Regions from separate parts of the Homo sapiens genome. Here region 1 is linked to region 2. The links are chromatin contacts, found by Hi-C or POLR2A ChIA-PET in ENCODE. All regions are on one chromosome and are shown on one strand. Each heading gives the region's core, a stretch centred on a gene start or an enhancer-like site at or near the end of the contact. The rest is flanking DNA. Distances are from core to core; before and after follow the strand shown.

The links. Hi-C counts contacts between places; a loop is a spot of excess contacts on that map. ChIA-PET counts read pairs that join two places held with the same protein, here RNA polymerase II (POLR2A).
Region 1: a loop to region 2 is called in a map of endothelial cell of umbilical vein, with 14 times the contacts of the local background. The contact joins two enhancer-like sites. A Hi-C loop is called at or near these places in 1 of 168 maps with a recorded cell type or tissue (endothelial cell of umbilical vein). POLR2A ChIA-PET finds 5 or more read pairs at or near these places in 1 of 52 experiments (K562).

Annotation. Positions count from the first base shown.
Region 1 is chr18:3,100,691-3,106,734 of GRCh38, reverse strand. It overlaps MYOM1 (myomesin 1), which reads left to right. Exons shown (of 38, transcript NM_003803.4): 23 at 4,105-4,261. Among named protein-coding and RNA genes, the nearest start is that of LPIN2, 91 kb to the right of the region's middle. Within about 2 kb of position 2,959, at least 3 of the 41 ENCODE cell types and tissues checked have a DNase peak (open chromatin) inside an H3K27ac peak, as active enhancers do; they include endothelial cell of umbilical vein, where a contact is called at or near this core.
Region 2 is chr18:3,622,126-3,629,034 of GRCh38, reverse strand. All of the region lies in intron 7 of DLGAP1 (DLG associated protein 1), which reads left to right. Among named protein-coding and RNA genes, the nearest start is that of DLGAP1-AS2, 22 kb to the right of the region's middle. RefSeq lists enhancers at 3,264-3,835, 4,000-5,199, 4,982-5,555 and a silencer at 4,871-5,165. Within about 2 kb of position 4,059, at least 33 of the 41 ENCODE cell types and tissues checked have a DNase peak (open chromatin) inside an H3K27ac peak, as active enhancers do; they include endothelial cell of umbilical vein, where a contact is called at or near this core.

The DNA of each region.
Region 1 (6,044 bases), core at 1,710-4,209, 520 kb after region 2:
CCTCCTACCTCAGCTTCCCTAGTAGCTGGTGCTACAGGTGTCAGCCACCACATCCCACTAATTAAAAATTTTTTTTGTAGATACAGAGTCTCATTTTGTTGCCCAGGCTGGTCTCAAACTCCTGGGCTCAAGCAATCCTACTTTGGCCTCCCAAAGTGCTGGGATTACAGGTGTGAGCCAGTGAGCCCAGCCAATTACCTAATTTTAAATTACAATTTTTAATGTAAGACTTTGAAAAAATTTCCACATTCTTTTCTAAAAAGTATGCATGATCCCATTTCTTATGTTACAACTCAACTATAAGGTAATGATGTACGACTCATAGGTTGAAGTTGAAACACAGATGTGGCTTAGAACCTAAAAATAACATCTTTTATTTAAAAAGGCAAATAAGCAACATCTTTTGTTTCATTTCATATTTTCACAAAAGATCTCGAAATGCTTTACAAAGTTTATTTTTCAGAATACAGTTATCCCTCTTTATCCTGGGGGATCAGTTCCAGGACCCCCTGTGGATACCAAAATCCAGGAACACTCAAGACCCTTCATAAAATGGCATAGCATATGCACATAGCCTACAGACATCCTCCTTTATACTTTAAATCATCTCTAGCTTACTTACAATACCTAATATGATGTAAACGCTATGTAAAGAGTTGGGATACTGTATTGTTTTTTAATTTGCATTGTTTTTATTGATGTGTTGTTACTTTTATTGTTTTTTCCCCAAGTATTTTCAATCCACAGTTGGTTGAATCCACGGTTGCAGAACCCATAGATATGAAGGACCAATGTACTTCAGTGATTCAGCTCTATATTCTTTGCTCAGTAACTGAGGCAATTGAGACAAAAACTAAACGGGATTTTCTTTCTTTTTTTTGAGACAGAGTCTTGCTCTGTTGCCCAGGCTGGACTGCAGTGGTGTGATCTCAGCTCACTGCAACCTCCGTCTCTCAGGTCCAAGCGATTCTTGTGCCTCAGCCTCTCAAGTAGCTGGGATTACAGACATGCGCCACCACGCCTGGCTAATTTTTATATTTTTAATAGAGACAGGGTTTCACCTTGTTGGCCAGGCTGGTTTTGAACTCCTGGCCTCAAGTGATCCCCCTGCCACGGCCTCCTAAAGTGCTGTGATTACAGGCATGAGCCACCATGCCTGGCCAGGATTTTCTTATTCTCCAAGTTTCATGGGTTTGGGACCAAATTTGGCCATTCAAAAACCTGAACAAATTATTGTTTTAGATGACCATTTGTTCCATTTGCCTGAGGGTTTACCGCTAAAGCATTAATACTTTAAAATTTCATTTAAGACTTTCTGATGAAAATCGTTTTAAAATAAAGTATGCAATTCAATAAGAGCTTTTCATCCTTCTTGGATGCAGTATACTGAATCTTATTTACCTTTTTCTGTGACTCAGAGCCGTAAGTATCACCTTTATTTAATACACAGTGTTGTGATACAGCAATGTTGTTATGGGGTGGAGAAGCTATCTGCCCCTATAGCAAATAATGTTTTTGTGCCTGCTTTTTAGTTTTTCTCCCTCCTTTCTTGCTGTCATTTTCTTTATTCTCAATGCTCCTGCTCATAGTAGCTTCTTACCTCCCTGTCTTTTTTTAATCTACTGAGAGAAACCAACCAAGTAGGCTTGTTAGAATTGTCTCAAGCAAAGTATAAAAAGACTCCAAGGCTGGGCACAGTGGCTCATGTCTGTAATCCCAGCACTTTGGGCGGCCAAGGCGGGTGGATCACTTGAGCTCAGGAGTTTGAGACCAGCCTGGCCAACATGGCAAAAGCCTGTCCCTACAAAAAATGCAAAAAAATTGGCCGGATGTGGTGCCATGCACCTGTGATCCCAGCTACTTGGGAGGCAGAGGTGGGAGGATGACCTGGGAGGCCAAGGCCACAGCGAGGCAAGATCACACCACTGTACTCCAGCCTGGGTGACAGAGTGAGACCCTGTCTCAAAAAAAAAAAAAAAAAAAAAAAAAGATTCCAATTCCCTGGTGAGTGTGCAGCATACTAGTGTGTGGACTTTGTCACATCAGAACTGGTATTAGAGGCTTATTTTCCTTATTTCTTGGTTTTGGGCAGTTTTCCAAATGGGTGAGGTGTTACACTACAAAAGTTATCTACAGCATTTAGAGAATGGCGAGGCTGATTAAATTGTTCGTATTCTTTCTGTTTTGTGGCTATTTTGTTTTCAGAAAAGTCAAATCTTTCACAATCAAGATTCTTAAGCTAACCAATATTTTTGTTGTACACTTGTCATACCTCTAATGTAATAAACAACAAGCATATGGATGATTCACTTCCTTTTAAAAAGGGATCACAGATAGAACAATGAATGATTAATATAAGCAATCTGTCATGCTTCCAAAATAGAGATTATGCAAAAAGCAAGATTACCTCACTTCTTTTCTCTCTGTAACAATACAGATATACAAAAATTTCTGTTTACATTCTTTCTGTGACTCAGTCACACAAACTGTATATTATAATACAGTCTAAACCTCAACACTCTTCAGTGTTAGCCTTTTCTTAAGTTTTAATAAAAGCATTTGTTCAACATTTATTATACGAAAATAGAGTGTGAAGATTAGTCACGTGTTATCAGGAATAGAAATAAAATGTGGGCTGCAACTTACAATGGAATACATATAGCCCTTTAAAAGTAACATATGGTGGACAATTAAGGAATACTTAAGCCTTTAATTGATTGTTATTTCACTTTATGTAACCAAATATGAAAGTAGCCCTTTGTTTAAGAAAAAGGAATTTTAAAAAATTTTCTAGAACCAGTCTTCTCTAAGCTTTGCATGTGCTAACAATCACTTTTTGGAAGTTTATAGTTGAAGCATACACTGCCATCTGTACGGACACAAGTTAGATCAACTATCAGGCTCAGGAACCAAGATCATCCTGCCAGGCACAATTTGGGCACTGGTTTCCTCTTGGCCTTCCCTTGGGAAAACGTTTGCAATTTTTTTTCCACTAACAAGTTTTATTGGACAGTAGGCCAGGATGTTGGCCTCTTGTAATACAATCCAGACAGAAAATATTCAATTCTTTTGGAAGGTTTTTTTATGCTTTTTAAAAAAATACAGCTGTACTTTTCTGGGATTAAATGTAATATATTTTATATATATTTTTCCTAATGTACTGAAACAAACCAAGTTTAGACTGGCAATTGAATGAGTATAAATCTGAGTAGAGCATTTTACTCCTTTCAACTGGATTTAGGCATAGATGTGAATGTTTCATATGCTGTACAAATTCTCCTTGAATTCTCTATTAGGTGCAGGTGCAATTTATTATAACTCTCAAAAATAGAATAACTCAAAACACTAACTGAATTTTTTTTAATCCAAAAACCAATCTTCCTGAAAGAGCTGAATCTCTTGAAACTCATTTCCATTTAAATTTCCATGCAGTTCAATAATAGTCATTTCTCAGTTGCTATCACTCTAATCTAGAGGGGCATCTTTAAATTGATTTATGGTTCTGTGATCCACAGAGCAGGCATCCATATATTTCTCCACTCTTAAATGACTTAAAGACTTTGAATATGTGAATATAGGCTATTCTTAGTCTCTCTACTTTCTCCCATTCAATTTCCTTTTGGGTTCTTCATCTCTATCCTTCCCTGATGACTGATTGCATGCGGACTTTCTCCCATTCAATTTCCTTTTGGGTTCTTCATCTCTATCCTTCCCTGATGACTGATTGCATGTGGATATTGTTGAAACAAAAGTCATGAATGAGGGTCTGATAAAGATCAATTGACTTTCCCTTTTCCCAAAGCTGCCTTGTTTCCTCATTGCAATCAATCCACTCCCATAACTGTACCATCAGTCACATCACAAACAATACTGTCCATGGTGTTGACTCTACCTAAGAAATGTGGTGCAACCATCTAATTTCATGTTATGGCATAAAAGTTGAATTGTGGAGTAGGACTGTCCACCTGCATGAGTAGTGAAGCTTTTCCCTGACCTAGGATCAGGGCCCTACTTTAGGGTTAAAGTAAAGAATCTCAAGGTAACAAATTCTTACTTGGTTGCTTTCCTCCACGAAGTATCAGTGCCTTCTTTTTGATCTTGTAGGAACCAAAGAGGTTGTTGTAAATGTGGATGATGATGGAGTCATTTCATTGAACTTCGAGTGTGATAAGATGACTCCAAAGTCCGAGTTCTCCTGGTCCAAAGATTATGTATCCACTGAGGACTCTCCACGATTGGAAGTCGAAAGCAAGGGCAACAAGTAAGGACTATGTCAATCACAATCATGGGTTTCCTTTTCACTGTAGGAGAATGAGGTGAGCTCTGATTTCCACTTAAATTGCTTGGAATAAGAGGATGAAGTCACTTATATTTTATATCTGGTATTGTAGAAAATAATAACCAACTTAAACCTTAAAAATAATCATCCTAGGCCGAGCGCGGTGGCTCACACCTCTAATCCCAGCACTTTGGGAGGCCAAGGCAGGTGGATCACGAGGTCAGGAGATCGAAACCATCCTGGCTAACATGGTGAAACCCCGTCTCTGCTAAAAATACAAAAAAAAATTAGCCGGGTGTGGTGGTGGGTGCCTGTAGTCCCAGCTACTCGGGAGGCTGAGGCAGGAGAATGGCGTGAACCCGGAAGGCGGAGCTTGCAGTGAGCCGAGATCGCGCCACTGCACTCCAGCCTGGGCAACAGAGCCAGACTCTGTCTCAAAAAAAAAAAAAAAAAAAAAAAAAAAAAATCCCAGACTGACTCATTGGCTCACACCTGAAATCCTAGCAACTCAGGAGGCTGAGGCAGAAAGATCACTTGAGCCTAGGGGTTCAAGACCAGCCTGGGCAACATAGTGAGTCCCTGACTCTAATAAAATAAATACTAACAACTCTTATGAAATACTTTTTACATTATTCCATTTAAAGTGCTTTCTTATTTATTATCTCATTTATGCTATTAGAAACATTCAATTGACATAAAGATCAGCTTTAATAATGATTCTCATTATCTATGAAATTTTGAAATCTTAAAGTAACAATAAGGATACTTATAGGGGGCTAGGAAGAACTCGCTGGTTCAAGTTATGGTAAATTAAATGGATTGAGGATAATCTTTTCTGCTTTTTTGATCATCACTCATGCGTGACACAATAGTACATGGGAAGAAAGCTCTATGTGGAAGTATAAGATGAACGAGCTCTAGGCCCATCTCTACCAGGAGCTGGCTATATAACCTTGGGCAGCTATTTAACTTCCATAAACCTCGGATTTCTTTTTCTATAAAATGAGCATGGGGAGAATGGAGGAATTGTATGATCTATCATTGCCTTTCAACGCCAAGATTTTGAGTATTCTTTTTACTTTGCTTTATAGCAAAAGCTTACCAAGCTTTGTATTTTCATAGTGTCAACCACATTGGATTGATATGATAAAGCAAATATTTGATAAAGCACAGTATTTCTAAGTACTTTTTTCTATTACAATGAAGCCCAGTGTGTCTCAGAAATCAAAGAAAAAACTAGCAATTTTGCTGTAGAATGACAAGGAAATACCAAATATAATTAAAGGATGTTTTTCTGCCACCATGCTGTAAATTTCTTGACATAAAACACATTTGCCCCAAGAAAAGATAATTGAACGATAATTTTTTCTCCCAGTTTATACACTTAACATTTCAATGTTTGGTTGATCTTAGACACTGCCTAGCAATATAGCTTACCAAAGTTAGAAAACCCAGTGAACTTGGCCACTGAGCCATTCATTTACTTATTACACATACTATGTGCCAGACAAGGTACAGGGTGCTGGGGGTGACACAGTAAACAAAGCAGTTCCTGTCTCTGAAGGCACAGGGATTACACAGTGAGGAGAATACAGATGCTTTGAGCTCAAGATGCTTATAATAAGTTCAGAAAAGGGAAGAGCAGGAGATGGCATAGGAGAGGCACCCAGAGTTACCAACAGCAGGTTCTGCCCTTGGCGGGGGAAGTGTCTGGCTCCCAGCAGGGACTGATCAGCTGGGTATTTTTCTGCAGGATATGCACTGA
Region 2 (6,909 bases), core at 2,810-5,309:
AATATTATTTGACATTATGAAGAAACTCATAGCAAACAACCCGAACATTTTCTAGAAAAGTCTTTTACTTGTGTGCCAAATACAGGACAGGAATATTCATGGTGGCATTGTTCAAATACCAAAAAAACCCTAAATATCCATCTATAGTAAAATGTATTTTTATTGTTTATTTCCATGCAATGAAATGGTATTTTCATATAGCAATGGAAATTGACAAGTTGTATGTAATTACAATATAGGTGAATCAACCCACAACATTAAGTAAAAGAAGCAAAATACAAAAGAATACATATATGTAGTAAGCTTCTTTTAATTTAAAGTTCAAAACCAGGCATAATCAAGCTATATTGTTTAGGAATGCATGCAGAAATACTAAAGGCAAGAAAATAATGACAAATATCAGCAGACTAGTTACTTCTGGGATAGGAGGGGTTTGTAACAGGGAAAAGATGCACGGGGAATGTGAACTGCAGGCTCGGAGGCATTCTATAGCTTGGCCTACGTGGTGGTTTCGGAATCTTCATTTTGTAATTATTCTTTAAGAATAGGCTGGGCACACTGGCTCATGCCTGTAATCCCAGCACTCTGGGAGGCTGAGGTGGGTGGATCACTTGAGGTCAGGAGTACAAGACCCCTGGCGGACATGGTCAAACCTCGTCTCTACTGAAAATACAAAAATCGTCTGAGTGTGATGGCACATGGCTATAATCCCACCTACTTGGGAGGCTGAAATAGGAGAATCGCTCGAACCCGGGAGGCAGAGGTTACAGCGAGCCAAGATCACACCACTGCACTCCAGCCTAGGTGACAGAGCGAGACTCCGTCTCAAAAAAAAAAAAAAAAAAAGAATATAGCACAAGGCCAGGCGCAGTGGCTCACGCCTGTAATCCCACCACTTTGGGAGGCCAAGGCGGGTGGACCACTTGAGGTCAGGAGATCGAGACCAGCCTGGCCAACATAGTGAAAGCCCATCTCTACTAAAAATACAAAAATTAGCCAGGTGTGGTGCGCGCCTGTAATCCCAGCTACTCGGGAGGCTGTGGCAGGAGAATCACTGGAACCGGGGAGGTGGGAGGTTGCAGTGAGCCGAGATCGCCCCATTGCACTCCGGCCTGGACAACAGAGCGAGACTCCATCTCAAAAAAAAAAAAAAAAAAAAGGAAGGAAGGAGGGAGGAAGGGAGGGAAGGAAGGAAGAAAGAAAGAAAAAATAGCGGAGGGATTAATTAGATGGGCAGTCCCAGCTACTTGGGAGGTTAAGGCAGGAGGATCACTTGAGCTTAGGAATTTGAAGTTGCAGTGAGATGTGATTACATCACTGCACTGCAGCCTGGGCAACAGAGGAAGACCCCATCTCTAAAAATATATATAGCAGAGAAAGAAGGAATGCCCCACAACTAAATATTATATTACAAGACAAACTACTGTATGTTTTTTCAAATTACAAAAACTACCTGCTCTTCACTGTCTTCCTCCTCAAAATTCTGATACGCCCACCCATTAGAGAAGCATCCGGATAGCGTGTAGGACTGTAGCGTGTGGGAGAAGGACAGGAAAGATGGGGGATAAGAAAGCAAACATATATGCCTAACATTCCTCTATCTCATGGAACTGTACGAAGGAAACTGACAACACATTGGACTGAACAAATTCACTCACTGCATTTGCCTGCCTGGGACTCGGTCAGTGCCTTCCCTGAGCTCAGAAGCCTATAAACTTCTGCAATCTGTTCTTCTCAAGAGCATTGTATTAGTAATCACACACCAGAAACAACTGACAAAAAATTACTAGCACTAGGCCAGGTGTGGTGGCTCACTCCTGTAATCTTAGCACTTTGGGAGGCCAAGGCGGGAAGATCACTTAAGCTCAGGAGTTCAAGACCAGCCTGGGCAACATAGTGAGCCCTCATCTCTATTAAAAAAAAATTACTAGCACTAATAAAATGTTAGCAGTACTTTCATGAGACCATGTAATTCTTTCAGGTACATTGTTAATGACCTTATTGAAATATGACTCATATGTCATAAAATCCACTCGTTTAAAGTGCACAATTCAGCGTTTTTTGTGTGTGTGCTCACAGAGTTGTACAACCATCACCACAGTCTTAGCTTCAAATATTTTCTTTTCTTTTTTTTGTGAGACAGAGTCTCACTCTGTTGCCCAGGCTGGAGTGCAGTGGCGTGATCTCAGCTCACTGCAGCCTCCGCCCTCCCGGGTTCAAATGATTCTCCTGCCTCAGCCTCCCGAGTAGCTGGGATTACAGGTGCACGCCACCACAATTTTTATATTTTTAGTAGAGACAAAATTTTTCCATGTTGGGCAGGCTGGTCTTGAACTCCTGACCTCAAGTGATCCGCCCACCTCCACCTCCCAAAGTAGTGGGATGATAGGCATGAGCTACCACATCCAGCTTTCTTTTCTTTGCTTTTTTTTTTTTTTTTAACAGGTTCTTGCTCTGTCACCCAGCAGGGTGGAGTGCAGTGGTGTGATCTCGGCTCACTGAAGCCTTGACCCCCCACATTCAAGTGATCCTCCCACCTCAGCCTCCTGAGTAGCTGGGACTACAGACGCCCACCACCATGCCCAGCTAATTTTTGTATTTTTTGTAGAGACTGAGTTTTGCCATGTTGCCCAGGCTTGTCTTAAATTCCTGGGCTTACGCAATCCTCCCACCTCAGCCTCCCAAAATGCTAAGATTACAGATGTGAGCCGCCATTCCTGATCTTTTTTTTTTTTTTCTTTTTTGAGACTGGGTCTCACTCTGTAGCCCAGGCTGGAGTGCACTGGCGCGATCACTACTCATTGTAGCCTCAACCTCGGGCTAAAGTGATCCTCCCACCTCAGCCCCCCAAGTAGCTGGCACTACAGGGATGTGCCACCACGCTGGGCTAATTTTTTTATTTTGTAGAGATGGGTCTCCCTATGTTGTCCAGGCTGGTCTTGAATTCCTGGGCTGAAATGATCCTCCTGCCTCAGCCTCCTAAAATGCTGGGATTACAGGTGTGAGCCATGGCTCCCAGCCACATTTTCATCTCCCACAAACCTAGGCAAGCACAAGTCTACTTTCTGTCCCTCAGAATTAATTTATGCTTTTGGAAAATGAATAAATGTAGGCATGCATGAACAGAGATTTGATCATATCCTTTGAAAAAACTATTCAACTCCCTGGGTCAGGGGAGGTTAGTTCAACATTGGTAGTTCAAGGAATTTGTGACATGCCAGAAATTAAGAACTCAGGTTGAGAACAGTGATAGTTGCATTGTGTTAAGATGAAATTGATATTTATGATTTCCTTTTTTTTTCTGTTTTACAAATGCTTTCTGAACTAACATGATGTACTAATCTCTAAGAAAAATAAGCCTAATTGCCTCTCACTTAGATTGCAATCATGAAGGTCTAATTTTTCTGTAAGAACATTACTCTTCTTAGATTACAACATATTCATAAACAAAACCCCAAAAAAGGCATGCTTTGGGTTTAACTGCCTTAAAACAAGCCATTTTCTATTGTGAAAGCTTGAAGTTGTCCAACATCTAATCTCCTAGAAAATAATTTGCTAATTTGCTTCGATTTTTCTGTTTGGGGCATTGCGTGAAGTGGTGCCTCCTTGAAGAACTTCACACACACAGGAAGCAGTTCCACTGCAAGGTGACTCACCTGAGGAGGTCTCTCCTTCCCTCCATTAGCTTCCCAGCCCCCGCAAACACACACACAACCTCTCACGGGGTGGGAGGACAGAAACTGTCTGTGCAACTGCACAGAGATCTTGGCCACCTAAGCAAATAGGTGGAGTGTATCCATACCTGATAAAACTTTCCAAATAGTCATAGAATTTGGCAGTCGTAACATCACTGGGCATTTAATGACTAGGGCTTCATCTCTATGAAGGGGGCTGTGAAGCCTGCTCGGGAGAGAGGAATGAGGGACCATCTCCTTAGAGAAGTGGGTGGGTAGAAATCATTTCTTATACTTGGCAGGGGTGGAGGACAGCCTCCATGAGTCACGACTCAGGCGTTTAGGGACTTGTGGCTTGGGTTTTTCCCTTCTGCATATTGTGTGTGTGGTAGGTAGACTTTGCTTCTGGGAGCATCTGCGGGAAACCGCTATTTTTGGTTCTTATGAGAGGCAGGAAGAGCGTTCAGTGAGTACTACCTGGGTGGGTCTTAGTGGTCTATTTCTTGGAGTTTAGATTAGTTTGCTCTTGAGATTCCCCCTGGGTGCATATGGCCTAACTCAGATGTGATATGATCAAACCTTCCCTGTAGCTAAGCAGAAAAAAACAAAATAAATTTGAATTTAAAAGGGGATGGGTATGCTCAGTCTGTTTTCCCTCTTCTTTATCATGACTTTTGGGGATTTCTTGAATCTTAAAAAATTGAAGTCTTCCAATGGGGAAAAGTAAGTAGGCTTTTCCTTTCTAAGAAGGGTAATGCTTAACATTTGTGGGATTTTGGTGATAAGTTTGCTACAAAACTACTCCTACAGTTCAGAGAAAATGACGCGGCAGAAATGAGCTGCCAGCAGGGCCAGGCTGTCGGCTTTGAAATTCCAGAGGCCTGCCCAGCCCTTTTGGTTTCCTGGAATGCTTTCATTCAGTCGTCATGCGGTAGGTGAGGAAAAACCCTGCAACATCAGTGTTGAGCTGGAAGAATATCTCATCTGCCGTCAGGGGACAGCGGCCCAGGGCGACAGGCACACATCCCTGCCTGTGCTCAGCGGCACAGTCAATGGACCGCGGGGCAGGGGCACGCAGGCTCGCCCAGCAGCAGTGTCAGACCTATGCGCACAAACAGACGGTTCACGCCCAGGTCACAGGCGCCCGTTGTCTCCTGGCCAGAGGTTGACGCACAGGCCAACCGTTGGACAGGCTCATGCTCTGTGTCATGAGAAAGGTGGAGCAGAGGTGACTCAGGGAAAGGCTGCTTTCCCCTAACACTGGCATTTGATTAATCTCATCTCAAATGCTGTCACTCACCCAGAAAGGGCCTAAATGTGCCTTACTTCCGCTGCTGGAGCGGTGGAATGTGGCAGCAGCTGTCTGGATGATGTGGAAGCCCAGCACGAGGAGGAGGGAGGAAAAGTACCAGATCCCACTGAACCGGTCAGATGAATGCAGGCAGGAGGGGAAACGGGCATCCGCACGGGGACCGGCCACATCCTAAGGCTGGAGGCTGCCCTGATGAAAAAGGCCCATTAGCAGGGAAGCAACGGGAAAAGCATTTTCTAGGGGGGTTTTCCTTTTTTTTTTTTTTTTTTTTTGAGACGGAGTCTTGCTCTGTCTCTCAGGCTGGGGTGCAGTAGTGTGACCTCGGCTCACTGCAAGCTCCGCCTCCCAGGTTCAAGCGATTCTCCTGCCTCAGGCTCCTGAGTAGCTGGGATTACAGGCATGCGCCACCACGCCCGGCTGATTTTTGTATTTTTAGTAGAGACACATTGGCCAGGCTGGTCTCGCACTCCTGACCTCAGGTGATCCGCCCGCCTCAGCCTCCCAAAGTGCTGGGATTACAGGCGTGAGCCACTGTGCCCGGCTGGCTTTTCCTTTTCACACGGCCTTGAAGAACTTCAAGAAGAGTTGTCATTAGCAGAACCTAAGACGGACTGAATCCCTTGTGTAGGTGAATTTGTGTCTAGGACCTCTTATACATGCGAAGCCTGGAAATGGAAGATAATGTCAGGGCTCGTGAAAATAATCATAGCTATTAATTATGACATGTCATTAACCACAATTAATTGCATTAATAGGATTAAACATTTACTTTGTTCCAGGCCCTGATCTAAGACTTTTTCCTTGATTATCTCATGTGATCCTCTCAACAACTCTCTTAAATCAATGCTTTTAGCATGCCTGTTTCACCAGTGAGGACATGGGGACACAGAGAGGCAGCACACAAGATCACCCAGCTGACATGAGGCCATTCCAGTACTGAAATCAGGCCAGGCTGGTGGCTCACGCGTGTAATCCCAGCACTTTGGGAGGCAGAGGCAGGCGGATCATTTGAGGTCAGGAGTTCAAGACCAGCCTGGCCAACATGGTGAAACCCCTTCTCTACTAAAAATACAAAAATTAACAGGGCATGGTGGCACATGCCTGTAGTCCCATCTACTGGGGAGGCTGAGGCACAAGAATCACTTGAACCTGGGAGGCGGAGGTTGCAATGAGCCAAGATTGTGCCACTGCACTCCAGCCTGGGCGACAGAGAGAGACTCTATCTCAAAAAAAAAGAAAAAGAAAAAAAAAGAAATCAATGAATGTGTAATTTCAAACTCCAGGCTGTGGCTGGAAGGGCTGACCTCACTCATGTTTTCAAAAGTGATTATCTTTCCGCTAGCCAAGTTAGGATTGCCTCTGGCAAGCAAGAAATTGGGGAAAGATGAGAGGAAACAGCCCCCTTCTGCTTGCCCCAGTCTGGGACAGTGGTGTGGCAGTGCATGGCTGTCAGCCTGGATCTTGTCCTGTGGACACAGGCACAGGCTGGGTGAAGGAGGCCAGACTTGTGGCCACTTGGAAGCCGAATTCTGGACTCTCCCTCCTCCCACATTCCCCAGGGGACAGAGCCAATCTTTGAGAGAGTAACTTTCCCCATCATTCCCAGATCCCAAGCCAAGCATGAATCATGAAATAATCAGCTTAGGACGAGTGCAGTGGCTCATGCCTGTAATCCCAGCACTTTGGGAGAATGAAGCAGGCAGATCACGAGGTCAGGAGATCGAGACCATCCTGGCTAACACAGTGAAACCCCGTCTCTACTAAAAAATACAAAAAATTAGCCGGGCGTGTTGGTGGGCGCCTGTAGTCCCAGCTACTTGGGAGGCTGAGGCAGGAGAATGGCATGAACCTGGGAGGCGGAGCTGGCAGTGAGCCAAGATCACGTCACTGCACTCTAGCCTGGGCGACAGAGCGAGACTCCAT